Linked DNA regions of Homo sapiens: region 2 is linked to region 1. A link is a loop called in an ENCODE intact Hi-C map of the cell type or tissue named here. Cell type or tissue: thyroid gland. All regions are shown on one strand. Links, peaks and the distances in the headings refer to the core of each region. The heading gives the core; the rest is flanking DNA. Region 1 has its middle 15 kb from the start of LINC00501. Region 2 has its middle 9.0 kb from the start of TBL1XR1.

Region 1 (9,193 bases), core at 2,005-7,004:
GTATTTAAAACTCATTTTTCCTAAAACAAAGATTGATATTAGTACTTCAGTTTTTTGTTTTTTTGTTTTGTTTTGTTTTGTTTTGGAAATGGAGTCTCGCTCTGTCACCCAGGCTAGAGTGCAATGGCACGATCTTGGCTCATTGGAACCTCCGCCTCCTGGGTTCAAGCGATTCTCCTGCCTCAGCCTCCCAAGTAGCTGGAATTATAGGCGCTGGCCACCACGCCCGGCTAATTTTTTGTATTATTATTATTTATTTTATTTTTTGTGATGAAGTTTTGCTCTTGTTGCCCAGGCTGGAGTGGAATGGCGTGATCTTGGCTCACTGCAAGCTCTGCATTCTGGATTCAAGTGATTCTCCTGCCTCAGCCTCCCGAGTAGCTGGGATTACAGGCGTGAGCTACCATGCCCAGCTAATTTTGTATTTGTAGTAGAGACAGGGTTTCTCCATGTTGGTCAGGCTGGTCTCGAACTCCTGACCTCAGGTGATCCACCAGCCTCGGCCTCCCAAAGTGCTGGGATTACAGGCTTGAGCCACCATGCCTGGCCCAGATAGTTTTGCCCACTAAAGAAGCAGGTTAGTTTCAGAGGAGTACAATTTTAGGTGGGAGAAAACTGATAAGTGAACACGCTTCATCAACAACTATCATTCAGCACACCATCAACAAAGAATCTCTAGAAGATGGCATTTTTTATGCTAACCAAAATATATTTACTCTACTTACAAGTATGTAAAATATATTTGTGCTTTTGTTTCCTTATCTGTAAAATGAGAAAAATAATTATACCTACCTTAACTCAAACTTCTGAGTTAATATGGGAAAATCATGTAGAATGTTGTATGGTATATAGCAAATGTTCTATGAGTTTACTATTGTTTGTTATTTAAGCAAATCAGAAAATAGAGTTAATAATATCTGTTCTTTGGATGAAGTTAGTATAGGGTTGTCAAATGGAGATTTATTCTTCCTGGTGAGGGTGAAGAATGATGGCTTGAAATTAAATTCCTGCCTCCCTGTGTTTTTGTTGGGTATGATAAGATTGTTTCACTTTTATTCACTGGAGGAGGACCTTAGGATTATTAGAGAGGATCCAGGGAGGGAGGTACATTCACTGAGTCCATAGCGACTAGCTTTCATGACCTGGACCCTCCATTTCCTCTATGTATTTGTAAAGCTTCTTTTATCCTTGTTGGATATAAGTTTTCTGCCTGTAAGTTTCAAGCCAGCAGATTACCTGATGAACCTATTAAAAAGAAAGAAAGCATTGTTTCCAGAAAATGTTTTGTACTCTTGAGCTCCCAGGCTAAGCTAAGTCAGCTGCTGAGGTAGACGTTGACAGATCACTGGACAGTGTTACCTTAACAGAAGAAAAATTAGTAGCTATTTTAAACAAGAAAACTACAAAAAGACATGGGCTATAATGTCAGATTTCATAATCTTTAGAAAGGTTGAAGAAAGCACCGTGGTTAGAGCCCTGGGTCCAAGCCCCAGCTCTGCCTCTTACTGGTTGTGTCTCCTGCAAGGACCCTGGCATCCATGAGGATGGTCACTGTATTTAACTGGGTTCCACCTAAGTGTCTGTAGCAGAGAGTGCCAAAATACATTGGCTTTAAAAAAGTAGATGCTTGGCCAGGTGCGGTGGCTCATGTCTGTAATCCCAGCACTTTGGGAGGCTGAGGCGGGCGGATCACCTGAGGTCAGGAGTTCGAGACCATCCTGGCCAACATGGTGAAACCCCCGTGTCTACTAAAAATACAAAATTAACCTGGTGTGGTGGTCGGCGTCTGTAATCCCAACTACTTGGGAGGCTGAGGCAGGAGAATCACTTGAACCCGGGAGGCAGAGGTTGCAGTGAGCCAAGATCACGCCATTGCACTCCATCCTGGGCAACAAGAGTGAAACTCCGTCTCAAAAAAAAAAAAAGGCCGGGCGTGGTGGCTCATGCCTGTAATCCCAGCACTTTGGGAGGCCGAGGCAGGCAGATCATGAGGTCAGGAGCTCGAGACCATCCTGGCTAACATGGTGAAACCTGGTCTCTACTAACAATACAAAAAAATTAGCCAGGCGTGGTGGCACATGCCTGTAGTCCCAGCTACTCGGGAGGCTGAGGCAGGAGAATGGCTTGAACCCGGGAGGTGGAAGTTGCAGTGAGCTGAGATCGCTCCACTGCACTCCAGCCTGGGCATCAGAGCGAGACTCCATCTCAAAAAAATAAAAAAAAATGTAGACGCTTGTTTCTTTCTCCGTAGACGTCCGGAAATAGGTAGTTCATCTCTGTTTTTGTTTTGTTTTGTTTTGTTTCGTTTTTTGAGATGGAGTCTTGCTCTGTCGCCCAGGCTGGAGGGCAGTGGCATGATCTCGGCTCACTGCAGCCGCTGCCTCCTGGGTTCCAGAGTTCTCCTGCTGCCCAGGCTGGAGTGCAGTGGAGCAATCTCGGCTCACTGCAACTTCCACCTCCCGGGTTCAAGCCATTCTCCTGCCTCAGCCTCCCGAGTAGCTGGGACTACAGGCACCCGCCACCATGTCCGGCTAATTTTGTATTCAGCCTCTCGAGTAGCTGGGACTACAGGCACACGTCACCACACCTGGCTAATTTTTTTGTATTTTTAGTAGAGACGGGATTTCACCATGTTGGCCAGGCTGATCTCGAATTTCTGACCTCAGGTGATCCACCCGCTTTGGCCTCCCAAAGTGCTAGGATTATAGGCATTAGCCACCACGCCTGGCTATCTCTGGGTTTAAGATGCCTACTTTTGTTCTGCCCATCTCAGCCAGCAGGAAGGAAGTAAAGGGTCAGGCATACACAATCTTTGTAAGGGCAAAACTGACAAAAAGGGCACCTATCACCTTCTCACATTTCATGGCTAGAACTTAGTCACATGGCCACCTCTGGCTGCAGGTGTGGCTAGATAAAGCAGTGGTCTTTAGTTAGGAAGCCATGGCCTCAGTGGAAACTCTATGTCTGTGGAAGGGGAGATCAGATACTGAAAGATAACTGGCCATATGCCTTGTCTTGGGAGAACTTGGAGTATTTGGAATATTTCACAGTACTTGGAAGAAGATAACATGAAAATCCAGTAGAAAGAGCACAGGACTAGAGGCCAGGCATGGTGGCTCATGCCTGTAATCCCAGCACTTTGGGAGGCCGAGGCAGGTGGATCACCTGAGGTCAGGAGTTCGAGACCAGCCTGACCCATATGGTGAAACCCCATCTCTACTAAAAATACAAAAAATAAGCTGGGCATGGTGGCACACACCTGTAATCCCAGCTACTTGAGAGACTGGGGCAGGGTAATTGCTTGAACCCAGGAGGCGAAGGTTGCGCCATTGCACTCTAGCCTGGGTGACAGGGTGAGACTCCATCTCAAAAAAAAAAAAAAATATATATATATATATATATGTATATATATATAGGTGTATATATATATATGTATATATATATGTGTATATATATGTATATATATATACGTATATATGTATATATATGTATATATATATACGTATATATATGTATATATATGTATATATATGTATATATATATGTATGTGTGTGTGTGTATATATATATATATATATATATATATATATATAATCCCCTTTCCTTGTACTCTGGAAACAATCAAATTCAGCATATAGATATATATTCCCACTAATTGTCCTCCAATCTTCAGTACAGTCTGTTCATAAAGTAGTCTTGTGTTACTAATATGTAGGGAACTAGCGGATGAGGTGATGTTGAGAGGCCTGGTGTTCTTTGTGACTCCATCTTTTGATGCTGTCATCACCAGCAACAGCATTATTCCAAAGAAAAGTGTGGTTCTATTTTTCCACGACAAGCAAAAAGGCAACCAGAAACCAAGTCAAAGTTGACTTGGAGTCAAGGTCAGTGAGGAGACAGGTTATAGCCAGATGGTCTCTAGGAAGGAAATGAGCCTTGTGTTTTCAAAGATAAATATTTAATTACTTACCTTTCCTATAACAAAGTGTGTGTGTTGGTGGAGGGGTGGGTGCAAACCTCATTTGTAAGTGGGAAGGGAACTCAAGCTGTTTTATGTAAATATCAAAGGAAAGGCTGATCCCAGCAGACTAGAAGGTTGGGATGCTTCCAGGGAGGCAGGTAAACAAGCCACGACGGTAAGTTTAGAGTGGGTAAGTGAGTGAACTATGAATGTAGCTGATCCTTGAGTCCAGGCTGCGTTGGGAGGCTAGGAATGGGGTGTTGGATAAAGTACACTTACAATTTGGGAAGGAATCAAGGACTTGGAGTAGACCCTTTCAGAAAAGAGCAAGTAGCTTGGGTGCCTGAGCAGAAGTGGACGGTCAGGAACTGGTGGTCAGTGAGAGAGCAGAGATCAACATCTTAAAGCCACATTCCTACTGAAGCAAGTCAAGCGCGACTTTACAGAGTGACACACCTTTACAAACTTGTGGGCTGAAAAAGGAATGGAATTTTTTTTTCCCCTTTATACCAGACATTTCTGGATTATGAAGAGAGGAAACTTAGATCTTCTCTACCTTTAAAACCAATAAATAAATAAATAAAATAAAAATAAAAGAAAGAAGATCTCTGGCTTTACAGGTGATGAATGGTCCACCTAGTTATACTCTTGACTTTCCCTGTAAAAGAACATCGTTAGCCCATTCCATCCAGCAAGTGTTTCCCAAACTTCACTGGTCAAAAGCATTACCTGGGTTTCATCCCAAGCCATTTGAATCAGAACTGCAAAGAAGGGAATCTAAGAATCAGCACCTTTAGGCTGGGCGCGGTGGCTCACGTCTGTAATCTCAGCGCTTTGGGAGGCCTAGGTGGGCGGATCACCTGAGGTTGGGAGTTGGAGACCAGCCTGTCCAACATGGAGAAACCTTGTCTCTACTAAAAATACAAAATTAGCTGGGCATGGTAGCGGGTGCCTGTAATCCCAGCTACTCGGGAGGCTGAGGCAGGAGAATCACTTGAACCCGAGAGGCAGAGGTTGCAGTGAGCTGAGATTGCGCCATTGCACTCCAGCCTGGGCAACAAGAGCAAAATTCCGTCTCAAAAAAAAAAAAAAAGGATCAGCATCTTTAACAAGGGTTCCTGTGCACTTTTTTGACCAGGGACATTTGGGAAATATGATGTTCTCTAAGCAGTGGTGGTCACGTTACTGCTGGGGTGGTTCTGTATGCCCAGAGCAGATGTACTGCCGAGTGTGGTGGCTCATGCCTGTAATCCCAGCACTTTGGGAGACCGAGGCGGGCAGATTACCTGAGGTCTGGAGTTCGAGACCAACCTGACCAAAATGGTGAAACCCCATCTCTACTAAAAATATAAAATTAGCCGGGCATGGTGGCACATGCCTGTAATCCCAGCTACTCGGTAGGCTGAGGCAGAAGAATCGCTTGAACCCGGGAGACAGAGGTTGCGGTGAGCCAAGATCGCACCATTGCACTCCAGCCTGTGCAAAAAGAGCAAAACTCTGTCTCAACAAAAACAAAACAAAACAAAACAACAAAAAAAAGAGAGCAGATGTACTTAAAACTTAGGACAGGATGTAAGAGGAGAAGGGAAATTAAAGTTAAGCTGAGATAAGGAACAGAAATTCAAAGAGCAGCAAACCACGTTTGTGGATTTCTAAGTTCTTTATCTTAGTCATTTTGCTCTCTGGGCCTCTGTTTCCTTATCTGTAAAATGATGGGGTTAATCTACTTTTAGGGCCCTGGTGGGTGTCTCCAGGACCATTCTGAAGGGGAGAGCCTGTCTTAGTCTGTTTGTGTTGCTATAGAAGAATAACTGGCTGGATATGGTGGCTCATGCCTGTAATTCCAGCACTTTGGGAGGCTGAGGTGGGCGGATCACCTGAGGTCAGGAGTTTGACCCCAGCCTGGCCAACATGGTGAAACCCTGTCTCTACTAAAAATACAAAAATTAGCTGGGTGTGGTGGCATGAGCCTGTAATCCCAGCTCCTTGGGAGGCTGAGGCAGGAGAATTGCTTGAACCCAGGAGGCGGAGGTTTCAGTGAGCCAAGATCGCACCACTGCACTCCAGCCTGGGCAACGGAGTGAGATTCCATCTCCAAAAAAATAAAAATTACAAAGAAAGGAATAACTGAGACTGGGTAATAGGTAAAGAAAAGAGGTTTATTTGGCTCACAGTTCTGCAGACTATATAAGAAGCATGGTGCCAGTATCTGCTTCTGGTGAGGGCCTCAGACTGCTGCTACTCGTGACCAAAGGCTAAGGGGAAACAGTGTGTGCAGAGGTCACATGGCGAGAGAGGAAATGAGAGTGGGGGAGGTGCCAGGTTCTTTTTAACAACCAGCTCTCACAGGAACACAGAATAAGAACACACCATTTATCCCCCACTCCACCCAAGAAAGGGCATCAATCTATTAATGAGAGATCTACCCCCATGACCTAAACACCTCCCATTAGGCCCCACGTCCAAAATTGGGGATAAGATTTCAAAATGATCATTGGAGGGGACAAACATCCAAACTATAGCAGGCTCCCTCAGGCTTATCACAATCTCCTCTTCAGCCAAAGCAAATCCGCTTAGATTTGCTTTGTTGATTGGGCTTCTATGTCAGTACCATTTTTTTGAATTTAGAAAACTACTGCTCTAAATGATTTTAAAGGTCTTTACAGCTCTAGGATACTAAGTGTGTCTTCAGCAGCAATGCCAACAACAGAGATCATTAGCACAGAAAAAGAGCACCAAGAGGAACCTTAGGACGCAGGCTACATTTTGAGACCTAGTTTTAAATATTGACTCCTGCTGTTCAAGCCTGCTGGCTTCCTTGTTGTGGGCTGACATTCAAGTGGAGAAGAAATAATTGTGGTATTTCCATGAATATAGCAGCTTAACTTAAAGACACAAAATCAACCCCAAAGGTTGTTTGTCATTGTGTAGACAAAATAATAACTGGTTAATTGCCTGAATTTTCTTCCTGTTCACTGGTTGTTTTGGTATCAAGTATCTATAGCCAAATGTAAGTTCTGTTGAGTGACTTGGCATAAGACCAGCTGTGCATTCAAAAGCAGGTGTAGCCAGCAACAAGCCAGGTGCCTGGTGGGAGAGCCTGCCAGGAGTTGAGAGATGGCACTTCCCCTATGTAGGCAGTGCATGTTATGCTATATCTTTAGAAATAAGCATCTGTTTACAAATGAATATAACCTTTGCCTGCTTACTCACCTTTCAATCTAGGGAAAAGGACTGCTATAGGCCTGTGTGGCAAAACTTGGGTTCAAGTCCAGCTCTGTGCTTATTGCGTACTTTGGACAAATCACCTATCTTATCTAAACTGGGAGACAATAATATCTACTTTGCAGCACTGCTGTGAAGATTAAATAAGATAATGTATGTGAAAGCATTTTGTAAATAGCACGAAGTCTTAAAAATGTAAAGATACATTTATGATAATGAATAACGGCACCATATTCAAGCAAACAACATTAGGAAGAAAACACTATTACATTCACAAACTATACAAATGCTTTTATGTATAATCAGACAATAAATAATATGTTTATTAACATATCCATGTATTCATTCATTCACTCATTCCTGACTACATAGCAGTAGTCCCTGGGGGAGATAAGAAGTCAGTTAAGGGAAAATAGTTAGACAAAAGATACATTTAGGATTTGATGATCAAGCAGTTCAATGTCTATTGAGCCAGTACTATGTTCCAGGAGCCAGGTTCCTTCCCTGGGGGAGCACACATCTCCAGTGGAGGGGCTTATAGTCACAGAGGGAAGATAATGGCTCAGTGAAGTCTGATGAATCCAGAGGATATCCAGAGTTCACCCCCAGCTTGGCAAATGGATGCTGACTGAACACTGATTTGATCTCAAGGCAACTTTCCAGAATGTTCGTTGCTCTCCCCATTCTCATTCAATTGCACTCATCATGTCCTGCCTGGATGCTCAGGACTCTCCCAAATGCACTGAATGAACTGCAAGGTACCTGGGCTAAGCCCAGTTTAGCCTTTCAGAGTAGAATGACTAGACTTGTGGACAACTAGACTAGTAGACTAGTAGAGAGATGGTCCTCAGAGCCTCCCTAACATAGTACTGAAGGAAAAGCCTTTTTTTTTTTTGAGACCGAGTCTCACTCTTGTTGCCCAGGCTGGAGTGCAGTGGCGCGATCTCGGCTCACTGCAACCTCCGCCTCCCGGATTTAAGTGATTCTCCTGCCTCATCCTCCCAAGTAGCTGGGATTACAGGCGCCTGCCACCACGCCTGGCTAATTTTGCATTTTTAGTAGAGACGGGGTTTCGATATATTGGTTAGGCTAGTCTCGAACTCCTGACCTCAGGTGATCCACCCACCTTGGTCTCCCAAAGTGCTGGGATTACAGGTGTTAGCCACTGCACCGGCTTTTTTTTTTTTTTTTTTTTTTTTTTGAGAGGGAGTCTTGCTCTGTTGCTTAGGCTGGAGTGCAGTGGCGCAATCTTGGCTCACTGCAACCTCCGCCTCCCGGGTTCAAGCGATTTTCCTGCCTCAGCCTCCTGAGTAGCTGGGATTACTGACGCGCATCACCACGCCCAGCTAATTTTTGTATTTTTGGTAAAGACGGAGTTTCACCATGTTGGCCAGGCTGGTCTCAAACTCCTGACCTCAAGTGATCCGCCCGCCTCAACCTCCCAAAGTGCTGGGATTACAGGCGTGAGCCACCGCGCCCAGTTAGGAAAAGACTTTTTAAGTAAAAAATAAAAATCATTGTGCCTCCTTTGAACATGTTCTTTTCACATTGTAGTAGCCAACACAAATGATTTAGCATATACATATATGATTTATGTTGAGAAAATATGCAAGATGAAGTAGCTTTAAGCAGCAGAGATAAAGGAATCTGGGCTGCCTGTTAGTCACCATACCCTTTGGTTTACCTGTATAATATTGCACCATGCTGCAGAAGGCATTCATCTCCCATATGCGGATCATTTAGGTCAGTGCTCATGGTTAATTCCAAACTTGCTCCTCTCGCTTTTACTTAAATAAATAAAAACAAATTTAAGATTGGCCATGTACTCCCCTACAGAAGGCTGAAAGTGGATGGTAACTACAGCTTTCCAGTCTAAGTGAAACCCTTGCCTTTGATCTCCCTCACTTCTCTCAGAAAATGGTAACAAAGAAGATTAAAGTTTTTCCCCCGTTGAGTGCTCCTCCTCCCTCCCACCCTTCCCTCTTTCTGAAGGGCTCTTAGGTCAGA
Region 2 (9,193 bases), core at 94-5,093, 75 kb before region 1:
CTTTGTGGTTCTTCCGAGATGAGGCACATGCCAACCACACATCTCAAGATGTCAGTACACAAGCTGCTTTTCTCCTTCAGTGCATAGCGTGTTGCTTGTGACCTTTCCTCATCAGTGTGAACCTTGTCACAGTTTTCCATGCTTCTATGACCCAATTTCATTACAACAATAAACTTTACTTGAGAGTCTTCATTTAAATTGCAAAAGAAACATACAACTATCTTACAAGTATTTATGCCTCTCAGATAATGAAAATAGCAGGTTGTATCCTGCGATTGTGATTCAGTCAAAACAGAAAACCAACCACACACACAGCATGTTGCTGTACAATCACTTACTTATACTGACCAGCCACATACTTTCTCAGGGAAGCACTCAAGGCCTAGTATTATATTGATGGTTTTGCTATTCATTCAATGTTTATTGAATGTTTAGTGTGCCAGGCACTGTCTCAGTAAACCAAAAACAGCCCCTACTCTTCACAGGGCTTACATCCCACGTTGGGTGAGGGTTGGGAGTACACACAGACTTTCAAAAAATATGTCTGTATTAGGCTATTGTTTGACCACTGTTAAAAAAAAAAAAAGGAATATAAAAATGGCTTAAACAAGATGAAAGCGTATTATCTTATGTGACTGTCATTCTGGAGTAAGATGTCAAAGACCTAGATTGTTCTATCTCAACATATATCTTCCATCCACTGGTCTAAAATGGTTTTTCTTGCTCCTGCCATCATTTTCAAATTCCAGCCATTGGAAAAGAAAACAGAAGAAATAGAGGGCTAGGCCTTTCCTTTCAGGACACATCCTGGCAGTTGCATTTATCACTTCCTCTAATATTCCATTAACCAGTGCTTGGTCTTATGACCACACCTAGCTTCTAGGAAGGTAGGTAAAAGACAACCAAGCTTAAATAAAATAAAGTGGGATAATGGGTATATATGTTATTTTATTGTATTGTGTTTTAGGCAGAGTCTTTTTGTCACCCAGACTCTAGTGCAGTGGTATTTGTGTCCAAAATTGGTGGGTTCTTGGTCCCGCTGACTTCAAGAATGAAGTCGTGGACCCTCACGGTGAGTGTTACGGTTCTTAAAGGTGGTGTGTCCAGAGTTTGTTCCTTCTGATGTTCAGACATGTTTGGAGTTTTTTCCTTCTGGTGGGTTCGTGGTCTCCTTGGCCTCAGAAGTGAAGCTGCAGACCTTCGTGGTGAGTGTTACAGCTCATAAAGGTAGTGCAGACCCAAACAGTGAGCAGCAGCAAGATTTACTGCAAAGAGCTAAAGAACAAAGCTTCCACAGTATGGAAGGGGACCCAAACAGGTTGCCACTGCTGGCTCCGGCAGCCTACTTTTATTCCCTCATCTGGCCCCACCCATAGCCTGCTGATTGGTCCATTTTATAGAGAGCTGATTGGTCTGTTTTACAGAGCGCTGATTGGTCCGTTTTGACAGGGTGCTGATTGGTGTGTTTACAATCCCTGAGCTAGACACAAAAGTTCTCCAAGTCCCCACTAGATTAGCTAGACATGGAGCACTGATTGGTGCATTTACAAGCCTTGAGCTAGACACAGGGTGCTGATTGCTGTGTTTACAAACCTTGAGCTAGACACAGAGTGCTGATTGGTATATTTACAATCCTTTAGCTAGACATAAAGGTTCTCCAAGTCCCCACTAGATTAGCTAGATACAGAGTGCCAATTGGTTCATTTACAAACCTTGAGCTAGACACAGAGTGCTGATTGGTGTATTTACAATCCCTTAGCTAGACATAAAGGTTCTCCAAGTCCCCACTAGATTAGCTAGACATAGATCACTGATTGGTGCATTTACAAACCTTGAGCTAGACACAGGGTGCTGATTGGTGTGTTTACAAACCTCGAGCTAGACACAGAGTGCTGATTGGTGCATTTACAATCCTCCAGCTAGACATGAAAGTTCTCCAAGTCCCCATCTGACTCAGGAGCCCAGCTGGCTTCACCTAGTGGATCCAGTGCTGGGGCCGCGGGTGGCGCTGCCTGCCAGTCCCACGCTGCGTGCCTGCACTTCTCAGCCTTTGGGCAGTTGATGGGACCGGGCGCCGCAGAGCAGGGGGCGGCACCCGTCTTGGAGGCTTGGGCCACACGGGAGCCCATTGCTAGGGGGCTCAGGCATGGCGGGCTGCAGGTCTCGAGCCCTGCCCCACAGGGAGGCGGCTGAGCGCCGGTGAGAATTCAAGCATGGCGGGCCGGCAGTGCTGGGGTCCTGGCGCACCCTCTGCAGCTGCTGGCCCGGGTGCTAAACCTCTCACTGCCCAGGCCAGTGGCGCCGGCGGACGGCTCTGAGTGCGGGGCCGCCAAGCCCATGCCCACCCAGAACTCACGCTAGCCCGTGGCCCCGCCCACTTGGAACTCACGCTGGTCCACGAGCGCTGTGCACAGACAGCCCCGGTTCCCGCTCGTCCCTCTCTCTCTACAGCTCCCGGCAAGCAGAGGGAGCCGGCTCCGGCCTCAGCCAGCCCAGAGAGGGGCTCCCACAGTGCAGCAGCGGACTAAAGGGGTCCTCGAGCGTGGCCAGAGTGGGCGCGGAGGCCAAGGAGGCGCTGAGAGCGAGCGAGGGCTGCGAGGGCTGCCAGCACACTGTCACCTCTCAGTATGATCATAGCTCATTGTAAACTTAAACTCCTGGCCTCACTGACCCTCCCACCTCAGCTTCCCAAAGTGCTAGGATTACAGGCATGAGCCACCACATCCAGCCAGTATATATTATTTTAGATATGGGGTTTAGAGAAGGCTGCTCAGTTAAGATGACATGTGAGCAAAAAACTAAAGGAAGTAGCAGAGTGAGTATGCCACTATCAGAAAAAGGAATGTTCTGGGCAGAAGGAATATTATGTACAAAAGAATAATATAACAAATATGCTATATTCTAAGAATAAAAATGATGTCAGTTAATTGGCATGAAGTAAGAAAGGAGTGGCAGGAGACGGGGACAGGGACCAGATGTGAAGGACTTTTTTCTTCTCATGTCATAGAAAGACACCAGGAGGCGCCGGGCGCGGTGGCTCACGCCTATAATCCCAGCACTTTGAGAGGCCCAGACAGGCGGATCACGAGGTCAGGAGATGGAGACCATCCTGGCTAACACAGTGAAACCCTGTCTCTACTAAAAATAAAAAAAATTAGCCGGGCATGGTGGCGGGTGCCTGTAGTCCCAGCTACTTGGGAGGCTGAGGCAGGAGAATGGCGTGAACCCGGGAGGCGGAGCTTGCAGTGAGCCGAGATGGTGCCACTGCACTCCAGCATGGGTGACAGAGCGAGACTCCGTCCCAAAAAAAAAAAAAAAAAGAAAGCCACCAGGAGGCTTTGAGCAAAGAAGTGACTTGAACCACCTTCCATTTTAAAGGACCAGCGGAGGCTAGGTGTGGTGGCTCACGCCTGTAATCCCAACACTTTTAAAAGCTTAAGTGGGGGCCGTTCGAGGTGGCTCATGCCAGTAATAATCCCAGCACTTTGGGAGGCTAAGGCAGGTGATCACCTGAGATCAGGAGTTCGAGACCAGCCTGGCCAACATGGTGAAACCCCATCTCTACTAATAATACAAAAAAATTAGCTGGGCATCATGGCACACGTTTGTAACCCCAGCTACTCAGAAGGCTGAGGCAGGAGAATCACCTGAAGCCGGGAGGCAGAAGTTGCAGTGAGCCGAGATCACGCCATTGCACTCCAGCCTGGGTGACAAGAGCGAAACTCCATCTCAAAAACAAAAACAACAAAAAAATTATTCCAAGATTTTAGACCAAACAAGTAGAAGAATGGAGTTGCCATTTACTGAGATGGGAACGGCTAGAAGAAGACCTAGTTTATGAGGGAACTATCAAGAGTTCTGTTTTAGCATTTGGTGTGCCTATTATACATCCTCATGATGATGTTGAATAGGTAGCCAGATATATAAATCTGATGTTCAGAGGTGCAACTGGAACTGGAGATATAACTTTGAGACTCATAGTAAAGCAATGATATTTGAAATCATGGACCTAGATGCAATCACCTAGAGAGTAAATATAAGTAAAAAAGCATTGAGTTCTCTGTCACCTCAATTGTCTCCTACCTCAAATGTTTTCTTTCCAATGCTCTTCTGCTCTTGATGTAGTGAAAAGCCTAAACATATGAAATCATGGGTCAGCATTAGGTGACTTTTTCTAACCATAAGGATATTGATGGAAACCATAGATAATGTTAATTGCTACCATTTATTAAGCATGTTATCAACTCTTTTCAAGGTATGTTAACATGTAATTGTCTCTGATTTTCTCAACAACCTGAAAAGGTAATGCCTCAGTCAATTTGGACTGCTATAACAAAAATACCATAGACTCGGTGGCTTAAACAACAAACACTTGGCCGGGCGCGGTGGCTTACATCTGTAATCCCAGCACTTTGGGAGGCTGAGGCGGACAGATCACCTGAGGTCAGGAGTTTGAGACCAGCCTGGCCAACATGGCGAAACCCCATCTCTACTAAAAATACGAAAATCAGCTGGGTGTGGTGGCGCATGCCCGTAATCCCAGCTACTCGGGAGGCTGAGGCAGGAGAACCAATGAGCCGAGATTGCGCCATTGCACTCTAGCCTGGGCAACAAGAGCAAAACTCCGTCTCAAACAAACAAACAAACAAAACACTTATTTCTTACAGTTCTGGAATTTGGGAAGTCTGATAGCAAAGTGCCAGCATGATCAAGTTATGGTGAGGGCCTCTTCCTGGGTGCTGCTGACCATCTTCTTGCTGTGTGTAAGTGGTGTAAAACAGTAAGACAGGAAGCAAGCTCTCTCCTGTCTCTTGTTACAAGATTACTAATCCCATCATGTAGGCTGTGACCTAATTACCTTCTGAAGGCCCCACCTCCTAATACCATACCATTTAGGGCTAGTGTTTCCATATATGAATTCTGGAGAAACACAAACATGTTGTCCATAACAGGTAAATAATATTATTATCTCTATTTGATTTATGAAGAAACTGAAGTAATAAGACCATATAGTTTGTCTAAGGTCATGCTGCAAATGGCAAAACAAGGATTTGAACTCAAGGCCAAGTGCAGTATCTGCTTTTCCAATGAATAAAACTAAGCAGATCAAGGCAGGAAAATTCAAGTGTTTGCTAAAAAGTACTTCAGTGAATGAGAAGAGCAGAGAAATGCAAAGTGGAAAAAAGGAGAAACTGCTTGAGGAGAAGAACCACATCTTAATCACATTTATGTGACCCACATATTTTAGGCTAGAATCTAGAAAAATGTTTGCTGAATGCAGGCGTAATTACGATCAATCTGTTGGATTCCATCTGTTGCATGCTTTGGTACTGTTAGTGTATCTACTGATTACAAAAGGAAGACCTTTGTCTCACTCACTCCCTACCCCTCTCACCATCCACCATCACCACCCGTGCTGCCTCATGGCAATTTAGGTATAGGGTGTTCTTTTTTTTTTTTTTGAGATGGAGTTTCGCTCTTGTCACCCAGGATGGAGTGCAGTGGCATGATCTCGGCTCACTGCAACCTCCGACCCCTGGGTTCAAGCAAGTCTCCTACCTCAGCCTCCTGAGTAGCTGAGATTACAGATGCCCACCACCACACCCAGCTAATATTTGTATTTTAGTAGAGAAGAGATTTCACCATGTTGGCCAGGCTGGTCTCAAACTCCTGACCTCAGGTGATCCACCCGCCTCAGCCTCCCAACATGCTGGGATTACAGGGGTGAGCCACTGTGCCCGGCCCGGGTATAGGATATTCTGTGTGTGTGGGCGGGTTGGGGTTGGGGGGAGTCTCACTCTGTCGCCCAGGCTGGAGTACAGTGGCATTATCTCGCATCACTGCAACTTCAACCTTCTGGGTTCAAGCGATTCTCCTGCCTCAGCCTCCTGAGTAGCTGGGACTATAGGCACACACCATCACCCCCGGCTAATTTTTTTGTATTTTTGGTAGAGACAGGGTTTCACCATGTTGGCCAGGCTGGTCTTGAACTCCTGACCTCAGGTGATCCACCCACCTCGGCCTCCCAAAGTGCTGGGATTACAGGTGTGAGCCACTGCACCCGGCCAGTATAGGGTATTCTTGAAGACAGGTTTTGTGGGCAAAGAAGACAATGTATAGTAATTCCATTTCATTTATTACAAATTTGAAAACCTACTTTTCCTTTGAGCTTTGAAATTCAGGTTACAAATCTAACTCTGTTTTTTAAGAGAATGTTTACAATTTGGTTAATTAAATTTCCTTGAATTATTAAACTACATTAATTCATTTAATGTATTCAGTCTTTTTAAAATACTTCAGTTGCTCAACAAAGAATCACAAGTAGTTAAGTAATGCTTATAAATATGATAAATTATAAAATATGAATCAAGTTCTCTTGAACATTACAAAAATGTTTACAGATTTAATAAAATTCTCATATATTTTCACTTAAAATCATGAATCTGAATTAATTACAGTTTTCACTTAGGTGTTTTAAACTGGTTTCACAAGGATAACTTGTTAGAAATCCTAAAATGTCGAATTACGTAAAAGATTACAAATAGTTAAAATACCAAATACAAATATGCACAAGTATTTCTAAACATAAATGAAAACAATAGTGGCCACACACAGTGACTCACGCCTATAATCCTAGCACTTTGAGAGGCCAAGGCGGGCAGATCACTTGAGGCCAGGAGTTCAAGACCAGCCTGGGCAACATGGCGAAATCCCATCTCTACAAAAAAATACTAAAATTAACTGGCTGTGGTGGTGCATGCCTGTAGTCCCAGCTACCGGGGAGCCTGAGGTGGGAGGTTCGCCGGAGCTGGGAGGTGGAGGTTGTAGTGAGCCATGTTTGCGCCACTGCACTCCAGCCTGGCTGCAGAGAGACCCTGTTTCACAAATAAACAAATGAATAAGTAAATACAATAAGACGATGGGTTTGATTTGTTTTATCGCTTTGACTTTATGCTCTCCTAAGGCTAAAAAAAACCTAATGCCTTAAATAAACAATTCTACTGGCCCAGGTGAGCTGAGTTGCTGTCTTAGTCAGTTGGGAGTGCTATCACAAAATACATAAACTAGGTGACTTCTACACAACAGAAATTTATTTCTTCTAGTTCTGGAGGCTGTGAGGTCAAAGATCAAGGCACTGGCAGATTCGGTGTCTGGTCAGGGCCTACTTCCTGGTTAATAGATGGCACCTTTCTGCTGTGTCCTCACATGATAAAAGGGGCAAACACACTCCCTCGTGCCTCTTTTATGAAGGCACTAATCACATTCATGAGAGCTCCCAAAAGAGCTCCAAGTCTTAATATCGTCACCTTGGGGATTAGTATTTCAACATATGGATTTTGGGAGGCCACACACATTCAGATTATAGCAGACACCTCTCCAGTGGACTGAGTAGCTTATTGACCTGAGTGGTTCTGGCTGGAGATGCAGACATCAGGGCGGTTTTTCTCAAAGCTGCTAAGATGTGCTGAACACTCCTTATGCCAGCCAATGGGAACACTAAGGTCCTGCCTTCAAATGGGATGGTCTTGCTACAATTCAAGTCCACAGATTCAGGTTGCACCACTTGGAAATGATATGAACTTGCACCCCTCCTACCAGATTGCTGAGACACATGACTGAGCTCAATTTGTATAGTACTCCGTTTTAGCCTGAATCTTTGAATTGTTTTCCTCCTGATGGTGCTTCAATTCATATAGAAATTAACTGTATATTGCTCATGTTTGTGGCTGGCTCTGTAGTTCCAACCACCCCCACCCCACCCCCAATATTGTTATAGCTACTAGAAAGTAAGCCAAATGCACTTTCTGAGATTGTCCCAAATATCTGTTGGTCAGGTAACAGCCATTATAACAACTATCATTTCCTTATGTCAGCATTTCCCAAACTGTATTCCGCTCATAATGGGCACGTAGTCTGTGCTTCTGGAAGTAAAGAGTTCCAACATTAAGGATGTTTGGGAAATGTGACGTTTTTATTTTCCTTGTTGTTGTTGTTTTTTGGGACAAAGTTTTCCTCTTGTCACCCAGGCTGGCCTGCAGTGGTGCGATATTGGCTCACTGCAACCTCCGCCTCCTGGGTTCAAGCAATTCTCCTGCCTCAGCCTCCTGTGTAGCTGAGATTACAGGCCACAACACCCAGGGATTGTGCACCACGACATCCTGCTAATAAATGTTAAATTCACCTTCTAGAGGTCTGCATTGCTTTTTAGCATATAAAATACTGAAAAATCTTGCATTGTAAAAATCTTATCAGCCATGAGGCTGTGGCGGGAGAATCGCTTGAACTCTGGAGGGGGTGGTTGCAGTGAGCTGAGATCGCGCCATTGCACTCCAGCCTGGTCAACAAGAGTGAAACTCCGTCTCAAAAAAAATAAAAAAATAAAAACAATCTTATCAGCCTATTGAACACTTCTTAAAGACATAACTTTTGGCCAGGCGCGGTGGCTCATGCCTGTAATCCCAGCACTTTGAGAGGCCGAGGTGGGTGGATCACCTGAGGTCAGGAGTTCGAGACCAACCTGACCAACCTGGCAAAACCCCGTCTCTACTGAAAAATACAAAACTTAGCTGGGCACGGTGGCAGGCGCCTGTGATCCCAGCTACTCGGGAGGCTGAGACATGAGAATAGCTTGAACCCAGGAGGCGGAGGTTGCAGTGAGCTGAATCGCGCCACTGCACTCCAGCCTGGGCAACAGAGTGAGACTCTGTCTCAAAAAAAATAAAAGACATACCTTTCAAGATCATGCAAAGTTTGCTTTCTGTGGAACACAGTTTGGTAAATTGTGTCTCTATTTGGTAAAATGTTTTTATTTTATTGCTTGATCTTTTGTTTTTAATTTTTTGTAAGATCAAAGCTTGGATATGCAACCAAATGGACTTTTTTTTTTTTTGGTTTTGAGAAAGGGTCTCATTCTATAACTCGGGATGGAACTCAGTGCCGTGATCTCGGCTCACTGCAACCTCTGCCTTCTGGGCTCAAGCAACTCTCCCACTTCAGCCTCCCAAGTAGCTGGGACTACAGGCATGCACCATCACACTCATGTAATTTTTGTATTTTTTTGTAGAGATGGGATCTTGCTATGTTGCCCAGGCTGGTCTCGAACTCCTGTGCTCAAACGATCTCCCCACCTCGGCCCCTTAAACTGCTGGAATTACAGACATGAGCCACCATGCCCAGCTGGACTTTCTGGTAG

Evidence for each region. Peaks named below come from ENCODE experiments on the same cell type or tissue, not always from the same donor. Only the 100,000 strongest peaks of a DNase experiment are listed, where the experiment ranks them.
Region 2: it touches region 1 in a loop (2.4-fold over the local background); 17 of 110 quality-filtered maps call a loop at or near these places.

Annotation. Positions count from the first base shown.
Region 1 is chr3:177,275,292-177,284,484 of GRCh38, forward strand. No RefSeq gene overlaps it. Among named protein-coding and RNA genes, the nearest start is that of LINC00501, 15 kb to the right of the region's middle. RefSeq lists an enhancer at 8,738-9,193. In thyroid gland, for the core only: no CTCF peak of the experiment used is centred there; a DNase peak (open chromatin) is centred at 4,250; H3K27ac peaks cover 4,082 bases.
Region 2 is chr3:177,201,838-177,211,030 of GRCh38, forward strand. No RefSeq gene overlaps it. Among named protein-coding and RNA genes, the nearest start is that of TBL1XR1, 9.0 kb to the left of the region's middle. In thyroid gland, for the core only: no CTCF peak of the experiment used is centred there; no DNase peak of the experiment used is centred there.